Regions from separate parts of the Homo sapiens genome. Here all the other regions are linked to region 1. Evidence: chromatin loops called from intact Hi-C (ENCODE). Cell type or tissue: B cell. All regions are shown on one strand.

Region 1 (5,000 bases):
AAATATTTTAAAAAGATCAGGCAAGGTGCAGTGGTTCATGCCTGTAATCTCAGCACATTGGGAGGCTGAGGCAGACAGATCACTTGAGGCTAGGAGTTCAAAACCAGCCTGGCCAATGAGGTGAATCCATCTCTACTAAAAATACAAAAATTAGCCAGATGTGGTGGTGCACACCTGTAGTTCCAGCTACTCGACTTGGGAGGCTGAGGCACAAGAATCGCTTGAACCTGGGAGGCAGAGGTTGCAGTGAGCCAAGATAGCGCCATTGCACTCCAGCCTCGGTGACAGAGCGAGACTCTGTCTCAAAAAAAAAGAAAGATCACTCACACTAGTTGCAGTGGGAGAATGGATTGAGGCAAGACAGGACTGAGTCCTGGAGTTCCAGGAGTAAGTCACTATAATCCAATCAAGACTGATTTGGTAGCTAAGTCATGTGTCCCTGATGACACAAGTAAGGAATTACCCCCAAAACACAACTCTTCCATATAAAGACCCAGAAACTCCTGAATTTCTTAAAAGTTCTAAAGGCTGAATGGACAAGCCCTTTCTAACCAGTTTTCAACACGCAGCATGAGTCTAATAGCCTGGTTACATCAGCCAAAAGCGTCAGACATAGAACGCCACCCACTCCTTCCAAACTACATACGACCAACAACCTCTGGGCACTCTTCCGAGCTTCTTGTTCATGCTTTATCGCCAAGGCCTAGAAAAGTGAATGCAAACAGTTAAGAACCGGCCCTACATTCTTGCTGTCTCTGCCTCCGAGACTCAGGAGCCACTTTTCAAGAGCCGAGACAACTCGTTAGAGAGGAGCCGTGGCCTGCTCTGGCCGAAAACCCCTTCCTATTAACAGACTGCAACTAGCCCGGAACGACTTTCAATTTGCAGAGTCCAACCATATTCCACAAGACAATCTACCACCTCAAGGTTCACGCGTGGATTCTACACCTTAAATCCTTGGATACTGTCTTTGATTTGGAGATGAGCAAAGAAAGGAAACAAGACAAGAGAAAGTGACAAAATGCTTACCAACCCAGAACAAAGAGTACCTAGGAGGGGCAAAATGTACAAAGGAAAGATGGGACTAAGGAACAGAGAAGTGATATGCAGATGAGAAGAGAATATGGTTTGTGTTCTAGCTACTGTTGCATTTGTCTTATGAATATTAGGAATGTATATGATTAACGTGAGTTGGTTCTATTGCTTAAATATAGAAATAAGAATGAAAGGTGATTTTTCCTTAAAGTAAAAAACTGAAATAGAACATTCTCATGCCAAGTAGTGGAGAAGAGATTTCTAGTTGTCGTAGGGGAGGAGGTGAGCAAAGGCGATACTAAAAGGGAGGCTGATTTTCTGAATCAAACCCGGCAGGGACTGGCTTGGAGTCATTGACACAATTAGTCTATTAGGCTAGTGTAACACTAAATATAGGGACAAGTCTCAGAAGGGAAGAACTACTTACGTCTTATTTGTTCTTTAAACACTCTACATCAGTGATTTTGATAACGACTTGTCATATGTAACAATCTGCCAATAACTGGTTGAGTTAATGTAAAAAAATAATTTTCTAACGGCTGTTTAGTTTCTTCTGTAAAAATCCCTACCCTAATACACTGTATTGAGTATACCATTGTTTGAAGTAACAACAAATTGGAGACAACCCAAATGCCCCCGAATAGATCTAAAAAAGGACAGAACATCGAAAACATCCAAACAATGGCCCATCCAATACTTACCACAGCTCTGTAAAACAAAACGAAACAAAACACAACTTCTGTGTTCTGACATGTAGAGACCAGTAAGATAAAGTGAAAGAATCAAGGAGTTAGAAGGATTTCTATCACCTGTGTGAAAAAAGGGGGAACTAACTAGTTATATTTGCCAGTATTTGCAGAAATTCGGAAAAGATACAAAGGAACAAAAGTGGTTACCTAAGAGGGTAGGGCCTAGGAAGATACCTAAGCGGGATGGGAAGAAATCTTTCACTGGTAACTTTTTATATTTTTAATATCCCAGCCATATGAATATATTACATATTTCATATTATTATTTTTTTTAAGCCTTGAGCTTTCACAAAGAAATGCTCCTGCTGGCCAACTACTTTAAATGTCTTAGAGCAGCACACCCAGCCCTGGCATTCCCCAGTGATCTTTTCCGTCCCACCCCTGGGTTCCCGCAGGCTGTCCCCTGGGTCTAAGAAACTCTTCGACCTTCCTCTCCCTACCTAGTTAACTCCTTTTCTGCTTGCAGGAACACGCGGCAGGTCGCCTCCTCCCCGGTGCACCCGTCTGTATGCAGGTGCGCTTCCCCAGATGAGGGCTAGGACGCACCTCCGGGGTCTCTATTCACACCTGCAGCGGGAGCTTATCATCATCACTCACCGACCAAAAAAAAAAAAGAAAAAAAGGTGGTGGGGTGGAGCGGAGGGGAAGAAGGTCGAATCAGATCACCCCTAGAGGTCTCTCTGCCCTCGCAATCACTCTCAAGTCCTAGAGTACCAAACTTAACTGCAGAGGGAGCACGAAATGGTGGGTATTTTGAAGCGCTAATTTTTAGGGATCCCCTCCCATCCAAAACAGGGATGAATAGTTGAGGAACACCGGAGCGGGGCCCTGGCCCTTCTCGGAACGTTGAGCAGACCTAACATGACGCTGGTCCGTTCAAACGTCGCAGTTGTGGCCCACACAGAGCCCAGTCTGTTCCAGGGGCGCGCCCTGCACCCCTCTGCCTGCCCGAGGTCTTCCCTCCCCTCCGCTCCCCAGAAACGCACCCACTGAGACATGTGCGGGGAGGGGGCACGCTTACTCCCACATCCCGCCCGAGACCCGCGGAGCAGCCAAGACCCGGCCAAAAAGGGGAGGGCGTGGCAGGCAAGGGCCGGGGGCGGGAGCGCGGGCGGCCGCGGACTCACGTACTGGCTGTGGCGGCGCCGCGGGAACCCGGCCGCCAGCGGGACAAAAGCGCGGACCGCACGGCCGGAAGAACCCGCGCCGGCCCTGGGGCACTTCCGCGCCCTCTCTGGGACGCTGGAGGACTGACTCGATGGTCCGGGCCGACGGCGCCGGCGGGAGGGAGGGAGGGGAGCGCCTCCTCGGCTATTTATTGAGGACCAGCTGCAGGGCGCGCGCTCCAGGCGCGGCCAGGAGGCCGTGGGCGGGGCTTTCTGTTTCCGTGCCCATTAGCTTCTGGGGTAGGCTGGGGGAGGGGCACAGGTAATAAAGTAAATACCTGCCTACCTGGTTCCTGAACACGTGATTCATTGCCAGGTGTGGGTGCGGGGACGTTCCCGGAAGTGGGGGCCTGGCGGGAAATGGGGGAATCCGGGAGGGGCGCAGGACAGCGCTGGGCTGGGGACCCATTGCCTTCTCAGCTGGTTGGGGGCTGGCCCGAGAGCACCAGCCCTTCCTGGTCGTCAGCACCAGAAGCGCCCCCGGTTAGGCACTGGGGATGCGGAGTGGGAGCGCGCCCCTGGAGCCGTCCCTGGGACCGGGCCACGCTCCCACCCGGGGCGCCAGCTTGGCAGCGACCTCGCCCCCTGCCCACCCCACCGCCGGTGTCGGCTTCCAAACCCAGGGCCTAAAATGACTTTGAAGACCTTTTTTTTTTTTTTAAATTAATGTTTGTGGGTACATAGTAGGTGTCCCTATTTGTCGAGTACGTGAGATATCTTGATACAGACAGGAATGCAATGCGTAATAATCATATCAGGGTTAATGGCGTGTCCATCACTTCAAGCATTTATCCTTTGTGTTACAAGCAATCAAATTATATTCTTATTTTTAAATATACAACTAAGTTATTGGCTATAGTCAGCCTTTTTTAAAAACAGCAACATCTAAATATTTTTCATATTAAGTTTAAATAATTGCAAAGGGTATATTTTTGGCATGCTGTTAATATTAAGAACAAAATTGCTTTCAAGTGTATCCAATGGAATCTAAATCCCTGAAGATTTGGTATTATCCACTTTTAACAGTCATAAGTTTTACATCTTTTAGGGTTTTTTTCCTTGAACTTTTATGTCCCTCACCGGCTTTTTATTCTACTGTAAAAATATTTTCATTCTATGTGCCTCATTGAATTTTATCCTAGTGTAAAATAGTTCTATGCATTGTTTTATTGTTTATTGTTTATCCTAGCATATATGTCCGTAACGAAAGTAGATTACATTTTTTCTTAGTGTTATTTTCTGGATTATTAGCAAAATTATATAAATATTTCAAAATGTTTACTGTTAATTCTTAGACAAAAAGTGAAGTGCTTTGGAAGCACAACTTGTAATGAGATGGATTTTGTTTTACAGCTCAAATTATTTATATTATTTGAATGAATTTTACATATTGCTGGGGTGAGCCGGTGTTTGGCATCAGCTCGACGCCTATTTTTCATTTTTATACATGTGGGTGCTGAGACACTGTGTTCACTCAAGTAGAGGGAATGGGCGTTTCATTGTAGCAATAAGACCCTTGACGGCATTTGGGCTTCACGCCACAACCCCACCCACCTCGAAGAACGTCTGGGCGAGTTAGCAGGCAGCAGCGACTCCTAAGGAGGAGCAGAGCCCCAGGCCCAGGTCTGCAGCTTTAGGTGAGAGCCCCAGAGCGAGCAGAGGATTGGGAGTTAGAGCTGCCCCCAAAGGATAGTGAGACACATGCAGCTGTTGAGCACTTGAAATGTGGGTAGTGCTGCTGAGGATCTGAATTTTTAATTACATTTAATGTAAATAGCCACATGTGGCTAATGGCCACCTTATTGGATAGCACAGCTCTAGAAGGAGCTTCAGGTGGTCCTCACAGGCCTCCAGAATTAAAGCTGCCCTTAAAGGTTCATGGTAGGCAAAGACTGGGTTTTTACCTCTAGGCAGCAAGATAGAAAAATATTCATATCTGGGTTGGAACACTTCGCTCAATGAAAGGTGGTGTGTGTGTGGAAGGGATTATGGGAAACCCACATAAATCATCTTGAGTCAGATGCTTTTTATTTTATCTTATTATTTATTT
Region 2 (5,000 bases), 360 kb after region 1:
CCACAGGGTTTGGGAGGAGGCCAAAGATCCCACCAGGTTCATGTGTGTGTCGTGCTTCTCCGACTGTTGAACGCTTGCCGCCTTTGTGCCCGGAGCAGCTTGGGTCACTTGCCTGGAGGGGCATCCCAAACCTGACCTGGCCAGAGCGGCGACGGGTGGAAGGGGTGGAGAGGAGAGAAAGCAGGAATTGTAGCAAAAAGCTCCAGCGGGCGTTCCCTTGGCTTGCTAGAGGACAAAGAAGAGAAGCCTGTCCACTTCATCTCCACTTTAATGAAAAAGCCAGAATCCTTTAAGAATGTTTTCCAGTCCCAGTGAAGGTGGTAAAAAATAACCCTGAAATCACAGTCTGCAAAAGAATCCGAAATAATTTGTGCAAGACGAAATGTCAAACTTAAAACTCTTTGAACACCAGCTTTGAACACCAGTAACTCATGTGCTAGGATTGTACTAGCGACTCTGCCTATTTACAAACGTTGACCAACTTCTGCCCAGACCGCCCTCACAGACTATATAGCCCTCATAAGTCCCCGCTTTGATTTACGTCTGAGACAGAAGACGATGCTATCTTTTGCTCAGCGAGATTAAGCCAGCTTTCTATGATCAACAGACTTCTCTCGTGGTGTGGTGCGTATGCGGAGGAGACTTCGACAGCTTAAAAATACAAAACGGGGCCAGGCGCGGTGGCTCACGCCTGTCATCCCAGCACTTTGGGAGGCTGAGGCAGGAGGATCACGAGGTCAGGAGATCGAGACCGTCCTGCCAACATGGTGAAACCCCGTTTCTACTAAATACAAAAAATTAGCCGGGCGTGGTGGCGCGCCTGTAGTCTCAGCTATTCGGGAGGCTGAGGCAGGGGAATCACTTGAACCCGGGAGGCGGAGGTCGTAGTGAGCCGAGGTGGTGCCACTGCACTTCAGCCTGGAAACAGAGCAAGACTCCATCTTAAAAAAAAAAAAAAAAAAAGAAAGAAAGAAAGAGAAGAAAAAAAGAAAAAAGGCCTATATTTGCAGGACTAATTTCGAGGCCATCCTGGGCTCAAGCGATCCTCCCGCCTTGGCTTACCCAAAGTATTGGGATTACAGGCATAAGCCACCGCGGCGCATGGCCCGTTTTTATCTCTATTTATGTATGGGGGAAACGTGGAGGCTGGTATTTGTGGGGCAACATCTCACAAAAATAGACTCTTAAAGTCAAGAGCATAAAAAAGAATATACGGAAGACAAGTGTCTCATATGACACAAAGCATCTTTCTTGACAGGGAGTCGAAAGCAGGTCGTAGCGAGACAAAGGCGGAAGCCTAACCACTAAATCTCCCAGTAAAGTGGGAGTGAATCAGATAGGTTTTGACGCTCACGAACGCCTGGGGTCGTCCTGCGGTCTCACCCCAGTTTCGATAAACCACATTGTTCCCTCCAGCACAGCAAGTCTCACAGCAAGACGGGGGCAGGCCGTCTGGTAAACATAAAATGCCTAATATGTGCTGCCCGTGGGCGAGTGGCCTACAGCAAAGGGTCATGCATGCACGATAGCCCGCGGTGCTGGCCTGCAGGAATTGGTCCACAGGTACCCGCCTCTCATTCTTTCTTTGAGAGTTAGCGAGGGTGCAAACGTTGTGAGAATTCTGCTCGGGGCCTTCCACACACGGATCGGAGAACACCAGGTTAGTCCAAGTTCTAACACCCACTGTTGGTGAATCTGCTACCCACTAGGTCTTGGTACAGAGAATACCATTTGTGCACTTAGGTAACACAACTTGCCTTAACCTTTCCAAAAAGCGAAATTACGCCCAACGTGGGGCTCGAACCCACGACCCTGAGATTAAGAGTCTCATGCTCTACCGACTGAGCTAGCCGGGCGGCCATGTCTGTATTCTAACTTTGTCTCTGAAGATGGAGGTTACCCTCAGAGGTGTAAGCACGTTTCCACTGTGCAAATACTAAGAAGCGCCTGCGCCTGGCTCTGTTCTAGGCACTAGAGCCGAGGATCTGAAATCTACGGATTCCTGTACATGTGATGGCTGCATAGGCTTCAGAAGGGAAGAGCAAGAGATTAGGTGAGGGGCGAGACCTGAATTTACTTGAGTAGTGCTCTCCTTCAGTTTTGCCCCAGTCCGTGTTCCTCCGAAGCGCAGGGACACACATGTCCTTCCTGCCACGTAAGGCCGGCCTCGGGAGAGAATCTCCCGAACAGACCAAAACGTGTTTCCGCCCGGTTTCGAACCGGGGACCTTTCGCGTGTGAGGCGAACGTGATAACCACTACACTACGGAAACCACCTTGGCTACTTTCCTGCCGGCATCGTCCTGAAGACACACACGGCTGAGACGGCCGGGATAGCTCTAGGCAAGCGCCCTTGTAGGACAGGCCCGGGGACCCCTGCCGCGGCCGGCTGAGCGGTGTCCAGGTTCTGGAGCCGGACTTGTCCACCGCAGCCGAGTCCGCAGGTCCTGTAATGGCCTAGCATAGTTCACCCACGAGGGTTCGTGGTTTTTGGCGCGTTTGATCTGACATACTCAGAGGCCTGACCACCCCCCTAGGAAGCGCGACGTCCATCTGGAGTTTTCCCGCGAGCCGCCTTGAGAGCAGGGTAAGTTCTGCAGGCCCAGCCCTGGCGTCACGCTGTGTCTGGCACTCACTGGAGATTCTGTACATAAATCATGGCCCCGTCATTTTTCTCGCATCAAACAACATTTATTTATTTATGTATCGACATCAAATCTCTATAAAAATAAAATTTAAAGAGCTATTTAAGCATCAAGTATTATTTCTACCGCACAAAGCATCTATTTTTGCAGAGATGCTGTGAGAATGTAGATGTAATGATTCGTCACCACTTCTTCACTGCTGGGCAGTTAGGGAAGTTCATCTAAACCATGAGACAGTGTCCGGTTGGCAGTTTCTACCTCGGATGCGAAACGCCGACTACAGTTGGGGAAGGGTGGGGCGTCTGCTGCCCTAACCCGCGAAGCGCTTTCTCAGGCCCCGCCCCCGGTCCGACCCGGACGACCCTCTGAGTCCTCCACAACGAAGTCGTCTGCCTAGAAGGGCCGGAAGTACTTCAGGGCGCGCCGCGGACCCACCCCCTCGCTTCCGGCATCGGCTGTGGGGAGTACCGGCTGCAGTCGGCTGTGCCGGGAGGGTAGGATGGCGTCTGGCCGATGCGGTGATAGCACCGAAAGCAGACGGCCGCCAGGCGCTCCCCCTACCCCCCGAAGTTTCTCCCCAGCGGCGGGGGATGGGGGTAGGCGGTTCCTCTGTTCTTTCTGCGTTCCCCGCGGCCTCTTACCACAGAGACGCGGGCCTCCACCGTCCTAGCCCTCCCGCCCTGTTCTCTAGTGCGGACTAGAGCGTCTCCTCGCCATTTCCTGTCGCCCTGGGGCCCCGCGGGGAAAAAGGGGGAGTAGCAGGACAGCGGAGGGAAGTCGCGAGCTTAGGTGGTGTGTAGACGCCGGAAGTGTTGGGAAGGAGGCCGGAAGCTAGGGGCGGGGCCAGGAAGTGAGGAGGGGCGGGGGTTTATGAGGAGTCCAAGGGAGCATTGGGGCAGACTTGTACTCAGAGCCACCTGAGGGACTTGGCGGTGGCGCCCAGCACTGTCCCCTCCCCTCGTAGAGACACGGTTGTCGTTTGGGAGTAGGGAACACTGTGTTGGGGTGGGTTGTCGGCAGGACATCTCTCTGGCTGCTCTTGGGGCGAGGTGTGGAGGGGCAGGGCTGGGGGTGGAGCCGGGTCGCCAGGGCGTCGGTAGGGAAGACCCCCGCCCCTCGCCCCCCCACCGAACCTCTACACTGGCTGGCTGGACACTAAGATGGCTGCCGTTGCCATGACACCCAACCCTGTGCAGACCCTTCAGGAGGAGGCGGTGTGCGCCATCTGCCTCGATTACTTCACGGACCCCGTGTCCATCGGCTGCGGGCACAACTTCTGCCGAGTTTGTGTAACCCAGTTGTGGGGTGGGGAGGATGAGGAGGACAGAGATGAGTTAGATCGGGAGGAGGAGGAGGAGGACGGAGAGGAGGAGGAAGTGGAGGCTGTGGGGGCTGGCGCGGGGTGGGACACCCCCATGCGGGATGAAGACTACGAGGGTGACATGGAGGAGGAGGTCGAGGAGGAAGAAGAGGGTGTGTTCTGGACCAGTGGCATGAGCAGGTCCAGCTGGGACAACATGGACTATGTGTGGGAGGAGGAGGACGAGGAGGAAGACCTGGACTACTACTTGGGGGACATGGAGGAGGAGGACCTGAGGGGGGAGGATGAGGAGGACGAGGAGGAAGTGCTGGAGGAGGTTGAGGAAGAGGATCTAGACCCCGTCACCCCACTGCCCCCGCCTCCAGCCCCTCGGAGGTGCTTCACATGCCCTCAGTGCCGAAAGAGCTTTCCTCGGCGGAGCTTCCGCCCCAACCTGCAGCTGGCCAATATGGTCCAGGTGATTCGGCAGATGCACCCAACCCCTGGTCGAGGGAGCCGCGTGACCGATCAGGGCATCTGTCCCAAACACCAAGAAGCCCTGAAGCTCTTCTGCGAGGTAGACGAAGAGGCCATCTGTGTGGTGTGCCGAGAATCCAGGAGCCACAAACAGCACAGCGTGGTGCCATTGGAGGAGGTGGTGCAGGAGTACAAGGTGAGAGAAGTACAGAGAGAAGATGGGAGTTTAGTGGGGGGATGGAGAGGAAGTAAGGGGACCTGGGAAAAGGAAACATCTCTTCACCCACCAAAGAACCTCATGGTATTGGTGAGCCAAGTTTGCTTATCTAAGCACTTACTGCCACCAAGGTGGATTAGAATGAGAAGGATTCTGTACACAGAGCAGATGCAGTGAAGACGACCAGGGAAGGATGGCTTCCTCAAAGCAAATAGAGCAAAGCCGGTGATGCCAGATCAGGTCTCTAGGGCTTTACCAGAAGTCTCGTTTTCTTTCGGGTGAGTCTTAAGTCTGTCCTTGACGGAGACACCTAGAGATGGAAAGAACTGGGGGCTTCAAAGGACAAGAAAAGGCTCAGAAGC
Region 3 (5,000 bases), 120 kb after region 1:
TGAACCACCTTTCCAAAGAAAAATTTTTTTTTAGAGATGGGGTCTTGCTATGTTTCCCAGACTGGTCTCAAACTCCTGTCCTCTAGTGGCCTCCCAAATTGTTGGGATTACAGGTGTGAATCACCATGCCTGGTTCAGGTAAAAGATCTGTATACTGAAAACTATAAAACATTGATGAAAGAAATTAAAGAGAACATTAATAAACAGAAAGAAGACCCCATCTCTACAAAAACAAAAAAAATCCTAAAATATTAGTCAGGCATTGCGGCACATGCCTGTAGTTCCAGCTAATGGGGAGGCTGAGGAGGGAGGATCACTTGAGCCCAGGAATTTGAGGGTTCCGTGAGCTATGATCACACCACTGCACTCCAGCGTGGGTGACAGAGTGAGACCTTCTCTCAATAAATAAGTAAATAAATAAATAAATAGAAAGATATCCTGTGTTTTGGTTTGGAAGAATTAATACTGCTAAAATTTCTATATATCCTAAATGATCGATAGGTTTAACACTACATAGAAATTTTAATGGCATTTTCCACAGAAACAAAAAATACTAAAATTTGTATAAACCCACAAAAAGTTTTAAATATCAAAATAATATTGAGACAGAAAAATAAGGTTGGAGCATCATACTTCCTGACTTCAAAATGTATTGCAAAGCTACAGAAATCAAACAGAATGCTCCTGGCATAAAAGCCAACACATAGACCAATGGAACAAAATAAGAAACTCATAAATAAACCCAAGCACATATGGCCAATTAATTGTCAACAAGTTCACCAGGAAGACAAAATGGGAAATTGATAGTCTCTTCAATAACTGATGTGGGTAAAACCGGACATCTGCCCGCAAAAGAAATCTGACCCCTATCTTACACCACACACAAAAACAAACTCAAAATGGACTAAAAGCTTAAAAAATAATACCTCAAAACATTTAAATTCTAAAAAAAATACAGGAAAACTTCTTGACATTAGTCTGAAAAGGATTTTTTAAAAAATAATTCACCAAAAGCACAAGCAATAAAAGCCAAAATAAGTAAGGGGCATTACATCAAACTAAAAAGCTTCTGCGTGCCAAAGGAAACAATCAACAAAATGAATAGGCAGCCAATCAATTGGGAGAAAATATTTGCAAGCTATATATCTTATAAGACTTTAGTACTCAAGATACATAAGGAACTAACACTCAACTCAATAGCAATGAAACAAATAATCCAGTTTTTAAAACGGGCAAAGGTCCTGAATAGACACATCTAAAAAGAAGACATACAAATGACTAACAGGAATATAAAAATGTCCAACATCATTAATCATCAGGGAAATGACAATCGAAACCATGAGATACCATCTCACAACTGTTAGGATAGCCATTATCAAAGAGACAAGATATAACAGGTGTTGGTGAGGGTGTATAGTAAAGAAAACCCATTGACACTGTTGGAAATGTAGATTGTTGCAGTCATATTGGAAAACAATGTGGAGTTTCCTCTAGAAATTTTAAAAAATAGAACTAATATATGACCCAGTAATCCCTCTTCTGGCTATATACTCAAAGGAAGTGAAATCACCACCTTGTAAACATATATGTGCTTCCATGTTCATTGAAGCATGGTTTACAATAGCCAAGATATGGAAACAAACAAATTGTGGTGGGGAGTGTCATCAAGATGGCAAAACTGGAGATACTAGCCTTTATCCACCCCCAAAGAAAATAAATAGCTATCCACAAATGAAAATATCTCTAAGAGGGCTCAAAGGCACATTAAAGAATGTGAGGCAACACAGTGGAGCAAAAACAATAACAACAACAAAATACAATAAAAAAGGAGGCTATCCACAGAAAAGAACACTGGTGAGACTGGCATATCTGAGACTCCAGGAGATGGCTAGGGTCAAAGAAGAAAGGTGAAAGCTACTGATATCAGCCGCATGGCAGGAACCACCATGGTCCCCAGGGGCCTTCTTCAAACAAGACACTGGCATGTTTTGTCACTGAGTTAAGAAACAGATATTTCTGTTGGGGGAACCCCATAGAGGAAGGCACAGCTTCACAACCCTCCCTTACCCAAGAAGCTGCTGCTGTTGAGCCACTTTGGGAAATCACCTGCCTCCTCTCTCAACCTCATGCATGCCATAACCCCCAAGCCTCAGCTGCTCCATGGATGCCCACGCTTCAGAGACTGGAGCCATCACCATACCAAGCTGGTGTACACTCCAGGCCCTGGAGCCAAGGTCTCTCTAAGTGTTCCCTGAATCCAGGCACAAGCTGAGCCGTCATAGAGAGGCAGGCCCTGACCTGATCCTGAAACACTGTAACTCTGAACACACCTGTGGCAGGAACTGGGGAGATGTATATTAAAGGATACGAAGTCTCAGTGATACAGACGCATGCATCCAGAGATCTGAAGTACAACATGAGGGCTATAGTCAATGATATTGTAGTGTATACTGCAAATTTTCTAAGAGGATAGATTTTAGGGGCTCTTAACCACATGCACACAAAATGATAGATGTTAATTTGCTTGACTGTAGTAATCATTTCTCTATGAACATGTATCAAAACATTATCTTGTGTACCTTAAATACACATAATAAAAAAGATAAGGCGAATGTGAAAACTCAGCGGAGACCTTCTATGAGTGCCCCTCCACCTTCCTTGTGTTTCCTCCTGACTCTCTCTTGCATGGAACTTCTATTGCATGCAGAGAATTCATTTTGCTGTTTTCAAATATATGCTATTGTGCTATTCTTTAAGACTACTACCCATAATAACACTGAGCTTTAAAAATCATTCCCTACTTATAGCTTTTTAGCCTATAAGCTTAGCTTACTAGTGTAAGAAAGAAAGAGAAAAGAAACACCAAAAGTGGCTTAACAATTAAAGACAGGTTTATTTTGGAGAATAAACTTGAGAGGGGCTTCTGGCCAAGTTAGGTTAGAGGCATTTTTTCTTACACACTAAGAGTTTTTAAGGGTTTGATGTGGGACAGCTTATTATAGGCTTGGAATGTTTCTTGTGTTTCTTTGTCTCGCTTATCTGGGAGGGAGAGTTTGTGTGCATTTCCATCCATTTTCCTGAAGCTGCAGGTATACCCCGAGTCTACTTTTAGCTTCCCTATCTTAGTGCACGTAAAGGGAAAGGAATGTGCTTACTAGGGCCCACTGTTTCACTGGGGCCCATTGTATGAGGGTGAAGTTTGGCTGTTACCCAAGAGACTTTCCCCCCTCCCTCTGTGCCCAAGGTGTCTTATCTGTGTTTTACTGTCTGCTCCTTCCGGCTGCTTGTAGTTAGAAGAGAAGTGACTTCCTTGAAATGCAGGAGGCTAGAAAAGGGGCTGGAAATTAAAGTGGCGATGTTTGACTGACATGACGGTGCTCCTGCCCTGTCATTCTAGACCCTATAGTTATAAAAGGATGAGGGGCAATATTTTTGTTTGTTTGTTTGTTTTGCTACTTCCTGCTGGGGGGGGGGTGGCAGACAGATTTCTGGTTTTGGATTGGCTGAAGGAGCAATGCCATTTGTAGATGTTTTGGGTAGTTGTTTGTGAAATAGCCATGATTCTATTGGTTAAGAATTTTTGAAAAAGCTGAATTAGGTAGGGTAAAAACATGAGTCCTGGGCTTTTTAGCAGCATTTTTTATTAGGCCTGATTGGTTGAGATAGAAGCAACTTTTTTTTTTTTCCAATGAGAGGTAGAGGCACATGTTTGGAAAGGCCTATGTGTTATTTTTTGTTAGTAACTGTTATTCCTACTATGAGGATCATAATTAAGCAAAATGCTACAGTAATTGAGATTCTCTGTCCGATATTTTACCCTGAGGGTGCTACCGTATATAGTTTTCCTGCAAATAGTAAAGTGAGTAAAGCAATTCCTGCAAGGGTGGCATAGTAAATAATTTCCATTAAAAACGTTTTAATATTTGGCTTAAAACGAGAAGTAGAAATGACAAAAAGTATTTGGTGAGATAGAGGTGAGACTGAGTAAGATGAGTAATTTTTACTTACGAACTTATTTTTTGTGCTTTTAGCTTAAGATTATTTATGTTTTGTACATTGATATTTGGGACATTTCTCTGGGCTGTTAGGAGTTGCTTCCTCAGATTTTTAAGCTTTGACTTGAGTGTGATGTATTTAGGAGTTGATTTCTGTAATGGATATAAGTTAAACTGTAGCAAATAGTAAAAACTGAAAAATATTAGGCAAGACTAGAATTTAACAACAGGTGTGCTATAGTGTTTGAAACATAATTTTCTCTGTTCCGTTTTCCATGTTTATTAAAAGACAAGTCATGGTAGGACTGATTTGCTTTATTATACTTGGCTTAATTATTTGCATACAATTCAGCAAGAATAACTATTTGCTACATAGGCCTTTTAAATTGGCTTTGATGGCACTTTGTTTCATAGAAGGAATTTGAGATAAGACTTTTTGAAGCCAAGCCCAGCCATGGATTTGTACTATTAAACACCTATGAGTTGGCAGAATTCCTTTCCTCTTCAGGTTTTAAGATAACTTGGGGTTCCTGGCCTGCGAGAAACTGACATTCTTTACTTACCACAGGTCAGAAACCCTGTACAGGGGCTGTGTACACAGAATCTGAGGCCAGTGTCCAAGGGCTATATTGGCTCCATAAGTCAAGTTTGATTCCTTAAAGGAGAGCACACCATTCCAGTCAAAGCCTTGGCAAAATAACCAGTTTCTCCAATTGTGTTCTGTTACAAAAGAAAACAGGTTCTTTTTTTTTTTTTTTTTTTTTTTTTGAGACACAGTTTTGCTCTTGTTGCCCAGGCTGGAGTGCAATGGCGCAATCTCGGCTCACTGCAATCTCCGCCTCCCAGGTTCAAGCAATTCTCCTGCCTCAGCCTCCCCAGTAGCTGGGATTACAGGCATGTGCCACCATGCCCAGCAAAGTTTGTATTTTGTATTTTTACTAGAGACAGGGTTTCTCCATGTTGGTCAGGCTGGTCTCAAACTCCCGACCTCAGGTGATCCACCCG
Region 4 (5,000 bases), 330 kb after region 1:
GGCAGGAGAATGGCTTGAACCTGGGAGGCGGAGGTTGCTGTGAGCCGAGATCACTCCATTGCACTCCAGCCTGGGCAACAAGAGCGAAACCCCATCTCAAAAGAAAGGGGGGGGAAAAAAAAAAAAAACACTGTGGCATGTTTCCGCCCGGTTTCGAACCGGGGACCTTTCGCGTGTTAGGCGAACGTGATGACCACTACACTACGGAAACCCACACCTACCTCTGTCGCCATAATATTGTCTGCTAGCAGCTACTCTCCGGGTACGTTCGACAAGTGATCCCTAGCTGTAAAAGGAGAGCCCCCACAACCCTCAAGAGCATACTCTCACGTGCAGGTCTGTGCCCAAAGTCTTCACAGCAACTGTTGCTTCCGGGACGGCTCGCTTAGTCTCCTATCCACGATTCTTTCCAATCCCCAGCACTCCCGGAAATCTTGGTGATGCCTCCGCTGGACATCTTTCGGGATCAAAACTGTCAAGGTAACACAAAATTTAGTTGAAATTTAAAAAGCTGGCTCATCCAGGATTTGAACAAGAAGAACTTCAGTTGAAATGGAAAAAAAAAAATGAAAAAGTGGGCTCGTCCGGGATTTGAACCCGGGACCTCTCGCACCCAAAGCGAGAATCATACCCCTAGACCAACGAGCCGGCTGTCTAGTTGCTCGCTGAATCTTTTCATGATTGTGTTCTTCATGGCTCGATTCACCGAAAAGGCGGATTTCCGTCTGGCAGCTTGAACCCATTCTCAAGGTCTTATAGTCTCCCAAGCCCAACTTGTCCCCGCTGCCCATCTCCGCGTCTGCCACTAATTCTCAGCCGCAGGTAGCTCCACACAGGGTAAACGCTCCCTATGTCCTGTGTCCTCTGGTCTCCTGGAATCCGAATGAGCGCCTCCCTGCTCGATCCACTCGAGTAGCAGGCAGGAGCGTCCATCCGTTCTGCAGCCTGGGCGCCCCTTCCCAAGCGAGTCCAAGAAAGGCGCAAATCTTGAGGCCCAGGGGCAGGACACAGAGGTTGGTAGAGCCGGAGGGCTCGGGAGAGAGCGCAGTGCTGAGAGGGAAGGAACGCCGGACCGGCTGGGTGAGGAGCCCCCAGAAGCCGCTCTTACCGTTTTATGAAAAGATAATAAACAGTGCATACCCATTTGCAAAATCTTCAGGAAATGTAGGAAAGTGTAAGGCGGAAACGACCGATGACCAGGAACTCTGTCTTCTCGTGGAGACTCTAGCCACGGGGTTGTTGCACAGCTCGGAGGCTGGGACCCACGCGCGCGCGCTCCCGCGGTGCAGAGTCGGGGTCCTGGCTCACAGCCCTCGCAGCATTCTCCCGGGATTGCCCCCGGGCCGCCTCCAGCACAGGGCAAGCCTGAGGCTCGAGCTGGGCGGGCGCGCTCCTCTTTTCTCGCCTCAGACCTACTCTCGCCCTGCGCACTTTAATTGCACTGGTTTATTTAGTAGTAAAAATAGTGATGCGGTTTCCTGCTGTAAAATTCGCGATAATCTACTCAGAGCTGATGCACAGGTTTATTTTTGTGTCACCAGCAGAGACATTTCCTACACTGCTGTAAAACAGCGTGGGATGGTGGTTAAGCTACTCCGAGGAAACAATGCTCATTTTTCCATTCGCACGCTCGGCGATCTTGCTCCGCCGTCTGCGACCGCCACTGTCCTCGCCCCTCCTCTCTGCCTCTCCACGCTGGACTCCCCTGGGTGCCGTGGCTGGCTTTCGGCTCTTCCAGCAGTGAACATTTCAGGTGAACGGACCCGCCCCAAGGGTCCTCCCCACCCGGCATAGCTCTCCCTTGTCCCAAGCCTCGCACCCACGCCTCCCCCAGCAGCTGGACAGGAGCGCCAGCCTGGGAGACCTCCCGGCACCTCACCCAGATCCCACCTGATTCAGCCAGGTGACCCGTGAGTGTACGGGAGCGGCTGTAACGCCCAGACTCTGAGAGCCCCCGAGTGCGAGGCCTGAGGTTCATCCACCTGTCTCTTCGATGATTATGGGGACCGCCTGCCAACACCCCCACACACAAGCAGACGCACGCACCCTGGGAGTCCACGGCTTTCGTCGGGAGGGTATCTGTAGTTAAGCCGTCAGGTAGCTCGCCACTGGTCCCCGTGACCCGACTTCTACAGTGGGGTGATCTTCCTGTGGGGCAGGCGTTTCGGGGTCCACGAGTCCGAGGAGCCCCGGGAGCGCTAGTGCCCGAACGTGCTGGCAGGCTCCTGGCCTCTCCCGAGCGAATCCATCCCGGTCTTGACCCACGGTCTCGGCTCTTTGGACCGGAGCAGGCATGGGTGAGAGAGGGAAGCGCATACCTCCCGGCCGGAGCCGCAGACCCCGCTCGCTCCTCCACGCCTCCCAGTCAAGGCAGTCACCCCTCCGGTCTCTACCCAGGTGGCCCCGAGCGATTTTCTCTTCTCTGGTTCACCGGACAGGGATTCCGTTTTCGAACCTTGAGCTACCCTGGAGTGGTCCCGGTATAAGCCGCGGCCCCACCTGGGACGGGGACTCGCTCAGAGCTTTTTTGAGGTTCCCTCCGGCTGGAGAGAGGGCGCCTGCGACAGGGGAGTGTACGGCGGGACCCAGCGCCGCCTCCACCTGTGCCCAGGCCTCCAAAGTGCGCGGTGCGGGGAAGACGGAGGCGGGAGCCGTCCCGAGACCCCCAGGGGGCCAGTCCTGCACCTGGGCAGCGCCCCCACTGTTCACTGAGGACTTGGGCTCACTTTCTACACTTCCGTTAACAGCAAGAATAAATCAGTCAGAAGGCCAGCATACCTTAGTTATATATTTTGTCTAAAATAAACTAAAATTTTGTTTTAGGCTGAAAGCGAATGTGACAGGTAGAGCCGTTACTCCCGGGTCATGAATGTGGCCGTCTGCGCTTTTCCGTGTTAACTCCACAGGAAGAAATCAGACCTTGCAGCACGGAGGCGGCGGGGACCCGAAGGCCGAGGGCGCGCAGCCGCCAAGCGCAGAGCCGCAGACCAGAGCCTCAGCGCGCGCGTCGGGGAACGCCGCAAACAAACGCATGGCGGGAAGGGGCGCGGTAGTGCCATCGTCTCCCCCTGGAGAGAGGGAAGGAGACACGAGGGCGAGTCCCTAGCTGGAGTGGGAAGACCGGAGAGAAGCGGAAAGACGCTCCCGGGGAGCGCGCAGAAGGAAGTGAGCGGGGTCGTGGGGAGAGGGCGCGCGGGGCCCAGGGAACCCGTGATGGAAAAGGAAGCCCGCAGTGGGTCTGACTCTTCAAGAGATAAGGAAGTGGTAGGAAAGTAGCCTTGCGCGGTGGGTATCTTAGAGGCAAAAAGAAAGTGACTCCGCCAGGCTCTGGCCTCCCAGGAAGGCGGAAGTAGGCTTGCCTATCTTCCACTTTTCTATCTTTAAGGAAAGAATAGGAAAAGACGGAAGCAGGCCCCAGCGAGATTTGAACTCGCGACCCTGGTTTACAAGACCAGTGCTCTAACCCCTGAGCTATGGAGCCGGCTGTTGGTTTCCTTTTGACACAAAAGCAGTTGACGCTGTCGCCGGCGCCGCGCAGCCGCAGTCCGCTGAACCCTCGGCCGAGTTCTGTGGCTGCTGGACCCAAGCTCCTCCCACGGCCGCAGCCATCTTGCCCGTGCGTCCGTGGCACGGAACGGCCGTTAGTCCCGGCAGAGGGCTCCGCGAAGACAGTGCCGTCGTTGGGCGCGCGCGCGGGCGGGAGCTGTCGGGGCGGGGCGGCACCGCCGAGCTCCGAGCTGTGAGGACCGCCCCGGGCCTTGGGCGGGGCGGGGGCCAGGGAAGGGCGTGCGCAGGATTGGGGAGCACGTTTTGCGTCTTGCTGTGCGTGAGGAAGCGGGGATCCAGGTCAAGGCTATGGAAAGGTCAGGGAAGGGTGTCAGTGCGCCCGTCCTGCAGGGAGTCCAGATCCGAGAGGTTAGGGCGGGACCTGGGGCGAGCTGGGCGGTGGGGGAACAGTGGGGTCATCAGGAGGTGGAGGCCCAGCGGGAGTGTGGCGGGGGAGGCGGGGAATCAGGAGGGCCAGGTGTTTGGAGGCGCTGGGGTGGGAAGGGTCCAGGCGAGGTTGCGGGTGGGTGCCAGCCCCGTCTCACATTTGGATGAAGTAGGAAAAGGCAGCTTTTAGGGTACACCCTGACATGTTCTGTCAGGGCCCTTAAAGGGCCCACGGGCCGGAGGAGAGGGGAAAAGGATGAGGGCTCAGCCTGGCAAAGGACAGAAAGTGGTGGGTGTAGGAGGTGGACCTTGGTCTGGTGGCCTAGCCTGCCCTGTGCTCCCTGCAATGCCGGGTGACTTGGGTCACTGGGCGGCCAGGCCAGAGGTGGGCCTCTAGGTGCCCCCCATTCTGGATGCTGAGGGTCCCTGTGAGGGTCTGGCGGCAGAGGCCTGCGCTTATGGGTCAGCAGCTAGGACTGATGGGTTGAATAAGAAGGGCCCAAGTTAGGCCAGTTGTTCTCACAGACCCAGAGGTCCCTAGAGTTTATGATGCCCAGAGTCTAGGAGAGGGAAATGCACACACATGCCCTCGAGGACACCAGCATCCTGACATCCAAGTTACTGTACTGCCCTGGTTAGCAAGAAAGAACATCTGTTCCCTTCTCTATGCAATTGTTACAGTAACTGTTGTTACATTTCTTAAGATACATAGCTATATATGTAGTCACTCTGCAAACACACACACTCTGATAGACACACGATTGCACTCATGGACACAAAAACGGAAAATAAACATGCGGACAGCTACTCCCAGTCCCCAGACCTGACCCTCATGTGACACCTTCACCAGACATGGTACTTTCTGGGACCTGTAATGTGTGTTGTGATGCCCAGCACATTTGTTGGATGGTACAAAGGGAATTATGATACTTAATCAAAAAGCCATACAAGCCAGATAACATTAAGGCTTAACGGTAACAATAGGTGATTCAGTTAGGAAATTAATGTTAGAGATCGGTTTTCCTTGTGGAAATCAGTGGTATTCAAATGCCTGAATTGGCTACCCG

Evidence for each region. Peaks named below come from ENCODE experiments on the same cell type or tissue, not always from the same donor. Only the 100,000 strongest peaks of a DNase experiment are listed, where the experiment ranks them.
Region 2: it touches region 1 in a loop (16-fold over the local background); 10 of 110 quality-filtered maps call a loop at or near these places.
Region 3: a loop joins it to region 1, with 4 times the contacts of the local background. A loop is called at or near these places in 2 of 110 quality-filtered maps.
Region 4: it touches region 1 in a loop (14-fold over the local background); 22 of 110 quality-filtered maps call a loop at or near these places.

The regions. Positions count from the first base shown.
Region 1 is chr5:180,858,304-180,863,303 of GRCh38, forward strand. It overlaps ZFP62 (ZFP62 zinc finger protein), which reads right to left and starts at 2,973. Exons shown (of 2, transcript NM_001172638.2): 1 at 2,916-2,973. The coding sequence starts at 2,916. RefSeq lists enhancers at 2,553-2,632, 3,110-4,016 and a silencer at 2,733-3,182. In B cell, CTCF peaks have their summits at 2,507 and 2,708; DNase peaks (open chromatin) are centred at 2,458 and 2,998; H3K4me3 peaks cover 2,094 bases; H3K27ac peaks cover 2,513 bases.
Region 2 is chr5:181,220,196-181,225,195 of GRCh38, forward strand. TRIM41 (tripartite motif containing 41) reads left to right here and starts at 3,086. Exons shown (of 6, transcript NM_033549.5): 1 at 3,086-4,617. The coding sequence starts at 3,805. TRK-CTT2-3 (tRNA-Lys (anticodon CTT) 2-3) reads right to left here and starts at 1,856; the gene lies at 1,784-1,856. TRV-CAC1-5 (tRNA-Val (anticodon CAC) 1-5) reads right to left here and starts at 2,272; the gene lies at 2,200-2,272. It overlaps MIR4638 (microRNA 4638), which reads right to left and starts at 2,438; the gene lies at 2,371-2,438. RefSeq lists silencers at 1,665-1,874, 2,125-2,354, 3,625-3,834 and enhancers at 3,085-3,314, 3,982-4,979. In B cell, a CTCF peak has its summit at 2,814; DNase peaks (open chromatin) are centred at 2,256, 3,186, 3,386, 4,826 and 1 weaker place; H3K4me3 peaks cover 3,619 bases; H3K27ac peaks cover 3,459 bases.
Region 3 is chr5:180,973,519-180,978,518 of GRCh38, forward strand. No RefSeq gene overlaps it. Among named protein-coding and RNA genes, the nearest start is that of BTNL3, 13 kb to the right of the region's middle. RefSeq lists an enhancer at 1,989-2,178. In B cell, no CTCF peak of the experiment used is centred here; DNase peaks (open chromatin) are centred at 2,023 and 3,283; H3K27ac peaks cover 2,488 bases.
Region 4 is chr5:181,188,278-181,193,277 of GRCh38, forward strand. It overlaps TRV-AAC2-1 (tRNA-Val (anticodon AAC) 2-1), which reads right to left and starts at 211; the gene lies at 139-211. It overlaps TRP-TGG3-1 (tRNA-Pro (anticodon TGG) 3-1), which reads right to left and starts at 648; the gene lies at 577-648. It overlaps LINC01962 (long intergenic non-protein coding RNA 1962), which reads right to left and starts at 3,631. Exons shown (of 2, transcript NR_108031.1): 1 at 3,465-3,631; 2 at 2,769-3,068. It overlaps TRT-TGT6-1 (tRNA-Thr (anticodon TGT) 6-1), which reads right to left and starts at 3,481; the gene lies at 3,410-3,481. It also overlaps TRIM7-AS2. RefSeq lists silencers at 130-329, 2,610-2,739, 3,360-3,439, 3,620-3,959 and enhancers at 380-589, 3,420-3,599. In B cell, CTCF peaks have their summits at 2,656, 2,855 and 3,054; DNase peaks (open chromatin) are centred at 254, 664, 3,014, 3,544 and 3 weaker places; H3K4me3 peaks cover 4,276 bases; H3K27ac peaks cover 3,976 bases.